Regions from separate parts of the Mus musculus genome. Here region 2 is linked to region 1. Evidence: chromatin loops called from intact Hi-C (ENCODE). Cell type or tissue: gastrocnemius. All regions are shown on one strand. Region 1 overlaps Polr3b (polymerase (RNA) III (DNA directed) polypeptide B). Region 2 overlaps Polr3b (polymerase (RNA) III (DNA directed) polypeptide B).

Evidence for each region. Peaks named below come from ENCODE experiments on the same cell type or tissue, not always from the same donor. Only the 100,000 strongest peaks of a DNase experiment are listed, where the experiment ranks them.
Region 2: it touches region 1 in a loop (3-fold over the local background); 4 of 42 quality-filtered maps call a loop at or near these places.

What each region holds. Positions count from the first base shown.
Region 1 is chr10:84,698,181-84,703,180 of GRCm38, forward strand. Polr3b (polymerase (RNA) III (DNA directed) polypeptide B) reads left to right here. Exons shown (of 28, transcript NM_027423.2): 23 at 1,219-1,361. Among named protein-coding and RNA genes, the nearest start is that of Rfx4, 55 kb to the right of the region's middle. In gastrocnemius, no CTCF peak of the experiment used is centred here; a DNase peak (open chromatin) is centred at 3,104; H3K27ac peaks cover 2,820 bases.
Region 2 is chr10:84,649,894-84,654,893 of GRCm38, forward strand. Polr3b (polymerase (RNA) III (DNA directed) polypeptide B) reads left to right here. Exons shown (of 28, transcript NM_027423.2): 11 at 2,781-2,900. Among named protein-coding and RNA genes, the nearest start is that of Gm17249, 30 kb to the left of the region's middle. In gastrocnemius, no CTCF peak of the experiment used is centred here; no DNase peak of the experiment used is centred here; H3K27ac peaks cover 294 bases.

The DNA of each region.
Region 1 (5,000 bases):
TCAGGACCCATCTTGCCTTCTGCTGGCAAGTTCCTTTCTTTCTTCAAGAAACCTCACTCTGCCATTTGTCTCGTCTTTCCATACATCCACCTGTTTCAAAATCACTTCCTTTTCCTCAGTAGAAGATGTGCTCCGATATGTTTGTCATCTTAGAAGAAAAGTAGATTCTGGGTCCATTCCTAGCTAGCTCCCCTTCTGCTTCTCTCTTTTGGGGGTCTCCCCTGTTGCTGCCTTTCCACCTCTCTCCATCCCACTGAAAGAGCTACAGTGCAGGTGACCAACGGCAGCCTGTGCTCTTTCCAGTTGAGGAGTGTTGTGTTGTGTTATGTTGCTTTGCTGCCCAGGGGGTATGTTAGTTACAGAGGACAGCAGTGAGCCAGCCAATGCCATCGTGCCCTTTGGAGCTCACAGCCTAGTCCAGGAAGAGGGGAACAAACAGATAAGGAAGCCCAGGGTTGGGCAGATTTGCCCGAGTCAGTGACATCTCCTGTTCTAGTCCAGTGGATAGTGTTTCTCTCATCCATGTGGTACCTCTCATGACACCGCAGACAGACCCTCCCCTTGATTTTACTATTAGCACTGCGTTACCATACCCCATCCCCTCCAGTCTAGTTTCCCACAGTCTCCCCTCTTGTGTGGCCTTGTCCTTGTACTGGCTAGTAATGCCTGCCCCTTTCCTGGATATGCTTCCCTACTCGGAGAAGCCTAACCCTCACTCTCTGGCTCTTTACTGATGTGCCCAGAAGGACATCTGCCTGTGGCTGACTCCATGTAAGACCTGAGCCAAACCGTCCAACTCTTGGGAGACTCCTCATGGTGTCTGTTGTATAAAAACTACGAAGCAAGGTGTTTTGAGGACAGCAATAATGTAGTAGGTTGAAGGGCTGTTGCAAAAGTGGTTACGCGCTCCAACCTGAATCTGATCAGCTCTCAAAACTCAGCTCTGCTCTGTGTGACTGTGTGGTCTCTCAGAGCATCGGTTAATGTTGTCTATAATACAGTGATAACCATAAAAATATTACACTATGTCTGCCTCGTAATAAATGTATAAGACTGTAGAAGGAAAATTGTAAAATTTAGATTTAATGTTGGAAATGAGTAACTTTTTAAAGCATGAGAGGAGAATATCAGAGTGTTTTGTGGTAGGATTGAAGAGCGTATGCCATACAGTGACAGCGTGACACAGGACAGTTAGAGGCTGTCTTGTCTTCACATCAGGTACAAAGGTGCGACAGACTCCTACATCGAGAAAGTGATGATCTCTTCCAACGCCGAGGATGCTTTCCTCATCAAGATGCTCCTGAGACAGACGCGGCGCCCAGAGATTGGAGACAAATTCAGCAGTCGCCATGGACAAAAGGGTGAGTGGAACTCCAAGTGTTGCAAGCTGTTTCTCAGATTCCCCTGTTAACATTCACGATTGAGGCCATGACGGTGGGTGTGGTTATCCAGTCATTCACTCATTTCATTTCCTCTGTGCCCAGAATTATACATCGCAGCACCATACCCTTCGAAGTGCATGGGACAAGAATAGTGATTCTTCTTAGGAAAGGCACGTGCTTGAACTATTCTGTGTTCTGTTGGGTCATAGAATCTCGGCGCTAGAAGGTACCTCAGAATTAAATATCCCTTCTTTAACAGATTTGATTACCCTCATTCACTTGCCTGATTATCTAGACGAACAGAATTTGACATGTTAGGAAAATGTCGGTATCCCTTACAAGAATTCACACCGTAAGAGAATGTCCCATTCTGTATGAACCTACACATGTCACATTACTGTCCTGGATAGTTCTATGCCAGCACAAGCTGCAGTCATCTGACAGGACGGGCCCTCAATTGAGGAGATGCCTCCATAAGATCCAGCAGTGAAGTATTTTCTCAGTTAGTGATTGAAATGTAAGCTCCCCTCTGCCCATTGAGGATGCTGCCATCCCTGGACTGGTTCTATAAGAAAGCAGGCTGAGCAAGCCAGTGAGCAGTACCCATCCGTGGCCTCTGCATCAGCTCCTGCCTCCAGGTTCCTGCCCTGTTTGAGTTCCTGTCCTGACTTCCATCAGTGACAAACAGTGATGTGAAAGCAGAAGCCAAATAAACCCTCTCCTCCCCAGCTTGCTTTTTGGTCATGATGTTCATCACAGCAATAGAAACCCCGGCTAAGCTACAGTCCAAGTCCATTTGCTACTGTGTGAAGACTTGGAGACTGATAAGCATGGCAAGCAGAGCTTATCTACTAGGTTCAGTCCCACTGAAGTTACAGAAACACGCCTTTCCAGTCTTACGTGTAGTGAAGCCTTTCTTAGAGCGGATGCTGAATCAGCTCATGGTAAGAGTGTCTGAGTGACCAGGGGAGGGTTGAGGCTCCCTGCAGTTCTCCATGGGTGGGCTGCCTTTGGATTTACCTGGAACACCCTGTGAGTCCACACACAGACAGACAGAGCACCGCTGTCCACATGAACCCTAGTCAGCAAGCGCCATTAGACCGGGGCCTCCGAGTGAAATGTCAGGAAGGCTTTGTGTTGTAGCATTTCCCAAACTGTCAACATGGCAGGGACCAGACTCCCTGGCAGAAGCGCCTTTGGCTCAGTTGTGTGTACAGTGGCCTTAGAGACCCCGTTGGTCTTCGGGCCTCTGACATACATGTTGCTCTGCAAGCTGAAGGGCGTCCTCCCAGGGTGGCTGACCTTTACTTCAGTGAGGACTTTGTCTTCCCAGTTTTCCTTTTCCAGATGCCTTTTAATCCGAGGTAAGACCTCCTGATTAGCCCCCACTCCCTTGACAGTCCTGTCTTATAGTCTTGTCAGATTTATTGAAAAGCCAGGAGGCAAAAAGGGAAGCAGCCAAACAGAAAAATAGGTGACAAAGACTTTAAGAGAGTAGTGAACAACTAGAGCCTTTGGGTGAATATAACTTTACATGCAAGCATGATTTTTATCAGGTAATAAATACACAGTATCTTGTTCCGTGTATTTGTGTTTATGTCTGTATATACAAGCACATCTCTGGCAGTCAGGGGACAGTTTTCAGGGGCCCTGTCCTTCCATCCTGTGCCTTCTGGAGTTCAGACTCAGGTCATCAGACTTGGCAGCCAGCACCTCTGCCTGCTGAGTCATCCCGCCGGCCCACGCACATGATCTGAAAGGTTGGTTTGAAGTGGAGGATTGGGCTGCTGAGATAGTTATGTGGTAGATGACGTCCCTCTGGAGTCCCTGAGCCTACAGCACTGCAAATAGAACAGGAGCCGTGCACTAAAAGGAGACTTGGTTCTCATTTCTCCTCCACCTGTGTCTCCCATAAGCAATCTCGCCCCGTTTATACCATCACCTTTCTAAGTATTCTTAGACATGCTCATTCATTTTACATGCTACTTACTGATTCACACTTAGGTGGATAGGTGGGTTCAGGAACTTACACCTCTCCTCACACCCTACCCACAGTACCCTGCATAAGACTGTTGTGATACTGGGTCATTTAGCTACATAGACAACATTTAATACAAAGTACATAGTCATTAGAGGATGGCTCCTCTGTATGTAAGTTTTTCTCAGTAATAGTTTCCTCTCATCTCTATTTGCTCTTCTGGGCATTACCTATTTGGCTTTATACTGTTCTTGCATACCATCAGCAGATACTTTGTACATCTTTCCTCGGGACCAGTGCTCTATTTAGGGACACACATCTCGCTTTTGGAGCCCCCTTCTTCCTGCTCCAGACTGTGGCATTCACCCTCGGAAGCAGAGCTTCTCAGCAGGATTAGAGCTCAGTGTCTGGTTTGGGAGACAGCTCCACTTATAAGGTACCTGCCGCACAAACAGTGGACCTGAGGTCAGAACCCCAAAACTCATGGGAGAAGAAAAAAAAAACAGAACAAAGCAGGCGTATTAGTGCGCATCATAGTCTCTACACTGAGGAGGGAGAGGAAGGACAAGAGGATCCCTGGGGCGTGCATCAACCAGTTTGACTAAATTGTGGGTTCTACCTTCAGTGAGAAACTCTGACTCAAAAAATATGAGATAAAAACTGAAGACAGCTAATGCTGAGCACACATTCTGGTGAGGTGTGGCTTTAAAATAGTGCTCATGATCCAGCAGAGGCAGAAACTGTCTTATGCCTAGTGCTATTTCTTGAGCCCTGAACAGCTGTTTCACAAGAAGGCTGGGTATGCACTGTAGGACTATATTAAGGCTGCTTTAGCAAGGACCACAGATCCAAGAGGCTCACAGCAGCAATAGATTTTCTTATTATCTTGAGGCTGGCCACCCAAAGGCAAGTGGTAGCAGATACAGGTTCTTCTGAGGCCTTGCTGCTTGGCTTGCAAACTGTCACCTCATTCCACCTCAAATGGCGTGTTTCCCTCTTCACACACATCCCTAGTGTTTGTCTTATCAATATACTAGGCATGTTGGATTAGGGTTCATCTCGGTGATTTCATTCCACTGTAATTACCTCTTTTGTTGTTGTTGTATGAGGGGAGGAGTTTGAAGGTTTTGTTTACTTTTGAGACAGTCTCATTCTATAGCCTTGGCTCAATATGTAGCCCAGGCTAGCCTCAAATTCACAGAGATCCACCTGACTCTGTCTCCTGATGCTGGGAGTAAAGGTACTAAATACAACTGCCAGCCTCTTTTCCTCATACAATAGTTGTTCTTTAAATTATTGAGAAAGGATCATGAAAAATAAATCTTTTTTGGGGGGGTGGGGGGGTGGTGAGACAGGGTTTCTCTGTGTAGCCTTGGCTGTCCTGGAACTCACTCTGTAGACCAGGTTGGCCTCAAACTCAGAAATCCGCCTGCCTCTGCCTCCCAAGTGCTGGGATTATGAGGTCACATATGTATAAACATGTCCTAACTTCTGTCATCCTCTTTATTGGTCTGTGTGCCACTGGGGATATTCTAGCATGAAAATTGTTTCCCTGCAGATTTTGACTGCATTACTGTGTAGTAGATCTAGTGTTGCTGTTTCATGTAAACTGACATCACAGGATTCTGTGCTGTGTGTGT
Region 2 (5,000 bases), 48 kb before region 1:
GGGTACCCAGGAAAGGGATGGCATGTAAGCTACATCAGGCCAGGCAGTGGTGGCACACACCTTTAATCCCAGCACTTGGGAGGTAGACGTAGGCGGATCTCTGAGTTCAACGCTAGCTTGGTCTACAGACTGAGTTCCAGGACAGCCTGGGCTACACAGAGAAACCCTGGCTTGACAAACCAAAAAAAGCTACATCAGAAGGGATTCCCCTCTCCTTTGTGTCTCTCTCATTTTTTCCTCAAGGAAGTGAGGACTCGTGTGCCCTTTCCCAAGGGGAGAAGTTTTATGAGGACATGTCTGTTGAGAGAGCACCATGCTGCCTCTGTACCAGGCTTGCTTCCGTCAGTTTTTGTTGTTGCTTTCTAAGAAGTCACCAGGAAGTGCTTCCCACCAGATCTGCTTCTATCTAGGCATGTAACTGTAATTTTACAAAGTGTACAGTACCTCCATTACCATCCCATGAGTCTCTTCTGTGTTCCCCTCCACCCTCTGACCCCCACCTCCACCCTCTGACCCCTCCTGGCATTACGATGGCTTTACCTTATCTTGTTCCAGAACGTTATGTAGAGTCAGGTTGTATACGTGTGTCTGGCTGAGCATACTGTGTGGAACTCTCCCAATGGTTATTATTTGTGGTTTGCTGGCCTTTTCGTGTTGTCTACCTGTGGACTTTGTCCCTTTACTGCTTAATCATATCCCCTCAGATGACAGTAGCAGACTTCCCCTTTCTGTGTTGATACTCATTTGGATCTTTTTGCTTTTGCTTCTATGAACAGTGCTACTATCAGCAAACCTTTGTGTAGATACATTTTCATTTCTTTTGTGTAAATACTTAGGAGTAGAATTACTGGGCCTGAGAACAGAGTGTGAAGTCAAAACTACCAAACTTTTCCAATCTGTAGATGACCGTACCGTTTTGTAGTACTGGCTGCAGTGTTCAAGTGTGGTTGCTTCTTGCTCTCATAGTGTTTGGTGTTAAGTCTTTTTAATTTTAGATGTTCTAGCAGGGGTGCACAATTACCTTTTTGCAGCCTTAATCATTTCTCTCATGGCAAACTATTAGAACACTTTTTCACACGTGAATTGGTCCTGGATCCTGTCTATAAGATTCATTTGTTCACTGCCTTCATTAAGCTGTTGATCTTTTTATTAATGAATTTCAGGGACCTTTTAAAATGAAGTCTGAGCCAGGCAGTGGTGGAGGCACTCTGGAGGCAGAGGCAAATGGATCTCCATGAGATTAAGGCCAGCCTGGCTTACAGAGGGAGTTCCAGGACAGCTAGGGCAGTTACACAGAGAAACCCCGTCTCCAAAAACCAAAAAAGACCAAAACAGCAGCAGCAGCAGCAACAACAACAACAACAACAATAACAATAAAAATGGTCTGGCTAGAAATTCTGTGTCCAGCTTTTACACCTGTTTCACTCACCCACTTCATTGCTTTTCTGCTCTTTTTCTTTCAGTCTTGTTTAACTTCAAAAAAAAATTATCAAAAACTTTTCTGTTTGTCTTTACAATTATTACTCTATATCCCATTTAAGGATATACTTGCCTACTCTACATTAGGATATTGTCTATGTCTTTCTAGAAACCATATCGTTTTAGTTTCCATGTTAGGTCTAAAATCTTTTTTTGTTGTATTCCATTTTTGTTTTTCAATACTCAGGAGCCCAGGCTGTTTTGGAGCTCACTGCAGACCAGGCTGGCCTCGCATGCAGAGATCTGCATGCACCACCTCTGAGCAGGTCGAAAGTCTTGTCTCAGATCATTTCTTCCTTTTGGTGTGAACTGGAGGCCAGGCTCCTTGTCCCTGTTTGGTACCAGCCCTGTCTCCTCACCATAGGTTTTTGAGAGGACGGTTCCTTGTTTTGTGGCTTGTGGCAAGAGTCAGCTGACCACTCAGTGTACGCTCTTTCTGGACTTGTGATTTGCTCACCTTTGTCGATCTCTATGCCATCATTACACCATTTTCACCACTGAGGGGGGTTGTTTATTTGGGTTTTATTTGGTTTGGTTTTTTTGAGACAAGGTCTCTGTATAGCCCTGGCTGACCTTGAACTCACAGAGATCCACCTGCCTCTGCCTCCCAAGGGTTGAAATGAAAAGACTGATAACAGTACCCAGCTACTGTAGGCTTATAGTTGAAATCTGGGTTGTTTCAGCTAGCCAAGTCCTTTCCATAGCTATGCAAATTATAGAACCTAAAACTTTAGAATCACCTAGCTTTGGGCTTTTTAAAACCTGCTAGGAATAAAATGATCTATTATGAATTTATTGGCTATTTGAGAAAGACTTTAAACTGTAAGTCATGTTTAAACATTATTAAGCCATCTAGTTTATGACAGTGTCTTAATCCTGGATTTATTTAGGTTTTTTCTTTGTAGCTCTTGTCATAGCAGTCTTCACATGGTTTGGTTTCTTTATGGGGAAACTCTGCATTCCACAGTGACATTCTGAGTGAAGAGTTGATGGCTGCTTAGACACATACACACAAACACATATGTGGTTTCTCAATTCCCTACAAACAATTATGTATCAATTTTATAGGAGCAAGACAATTTAGAAATCAGAAGGGAACCATGCATAAAGGTAGGGAGTGGGTGCTATTATTTTGTTATTGATTCATGAAGTGGAGTCTTTGTTCCCAATGCAGCAATCTGTGTAACCAGGGTCCTTGCTTTTTTTTTTTTTTTTTTTTTTTTTTTTGCTTGTAACAGCAGGTCAGCACTGATAAGTGATCTCCAGTAATTTAATTCAAGCATTACTTTGTTTTTTTATAGGCATTGAAGTATATAGGGAATAAAGTAAGAAGACAAAGAATGTGGGGAGGTGGACCAAAGAAAACCAAAATAGAAGAAGCAAGAGAACTCCTGGCTTCTACCATTCTGACCCACGTACCAGTGAGTATTGCCAGCTATGAGTGGTGCTTGTGAGACTCGTTAATTCCTTCTAGACTCCTGTGTAATGGTTTATGCTGCTTGGAGTGTATTCTAAAGAGGAGTGGACTGTCTCACTAGAATTTAACCCCCATCAGCAGCAGGTTGCAGTCAGTATTGGCTGCATCCCTTTTTAAGATGCTCATTGGCTGAGAACATCCCCGGCGCCTGGAATTCCATTGTCCAGCTTCCATCACCTACGAGGAAGTTCATCCAGGTTAGCTGGATGCTTTGCTTTGTTTCCTGACTGGGGAGTGTACAGAGCGAAGGCTGGCGTCTGTCTGCTGGCCGTGAAGTAGGTCCTGTTTGTGTCCTGTTAACCCATCAACTGTGTGGCATATGGTGCATTGCCAGTCACAGCCTTTCCCACATTGAATGTGTGTGCTCCTTTTGCTAAGTCAGAGCTACCCACTGTTCCGTCATGGATGAGCTGATTCATAGTTCAGAGTTGCAGCCTTCAGGGAATCGGTGGAAGTGGACTGGCCTGTGATGGCAGTCAGCTTCCGTTTTCTAACCTTAGAACACTTGGAGCAAACAATACATACATCTACACTGCTCCATGGCTTCTGGTATATGACTGTGATCTCATTCAGAGAATTACAAAGTTGTTATTGAAGCTATATCTGAACTGAATTTTAAGCTCTTTTGGAAGATTGAAAGGGTTTAAAATTCAAAACAACAAAAGTGGGAGATGGGAGCAGTAAGAGCTTTGGAGTTGTGGTGTGGTTGTTCAGATCCAGGTGTTGAACTCTTGTATTTCCTTGCACTAACTTGAATTTCTCTGAACTTAAGTTTCTTCATTAGTATAATGAAGTAAGACTACTTCTTCCCAAGTCTCTCGCGATTATTCAGGGATGCAGGCTATGCAGAGAGCTCTTGTTTTCCAAGATGGTGTAGGAGCCTGGCTGACCTTAATACTGTAATGCAGAACAGGCCTCCTTGACGCTGCTGGCTGTGCAGACCTTTGCTAAATTTGGCTCATAAGGCACACCTCCTTTGCTCCTTTGCAAAGACTGAAGTACTATTTCTAAATGTCGGCTATACATCTTTCATTAAAGAATAGATGAATTAGGAAAAAGCTTAACAGTTTTCAAATATTTTAAGACAGGTTTTTGATTTTGTTTTTAAATCCAAGTTAAAACTTTGGAAGCAATAAAGGAACGTAAGGTAATACCAAGGTAAAGCAGTGATATTTGTTGTTCCTCAAGACCCAGGCTCAAGAGCACCCCCTAGACAGCTGCCTGGGAACCAGTTAGCAATCGTGAAACTACCCTAGACCCAGGAGCCAGAAGCTCCAGAGTGAGCCTCAGGCTGGCCATATATATTTTCACAAGTCCCAGATGCCTGTGACACATACACAGATTTGAAAGCCTTCACCAGTAGGAGTGGTGAGATCCAAAAGGTCCCAGGGTTCTGTTGACATTGGTTGCAGCACGCTGTGCTCATTTTAGAGCTTGCTCACTTCAGGTCATTTGTGTTTCTGCCCCCCCCCCCCCCAAAGCATAGTCTCAGCTGCTGTTAGTTGTCCACAAGTCATGTCAACCATTAGAGTTGAGCCATCCCGCTTCCCATATAATTCTTTATGACATTAGCCCCGTGCTCAGAAGGGATTTCAGTTCAGGTCTAGTGTTGGGTTTCTAGGGGAGGTGGGTAAAATGAGTTACACAGCACAGCAGGAATGGTTGCTATGAATATTTATGTTTACTTTTGCCTCTAAGTCCACTAGTATTTATGTATGTGAAAGGGGAGTGTGAACTGGGCTTTGTTGAAGATTAAAAATATTATTGATAAAATCTTTATTTTTCTCATTGATAAGCAAAACAACCATTATCAGTTATTAAACAGCCAGAAGAGTTAGATGATCAATGCAACTTACCCAACATTAAGATCAGGAAAATAAAATGCAACAGAGTTTTGTAAATACTGAGAATATAAACTATTTATTATCATTGCGTAACAAAAAGCTTCAAACCTCAGTGGCAGAGTGTGACTGTGTTGTATCTTTTGGTCTGTGTTCACTCGCCTTTACCCAAAGAGAGAGGGATTTTTGTCGTGGGCCTGTCA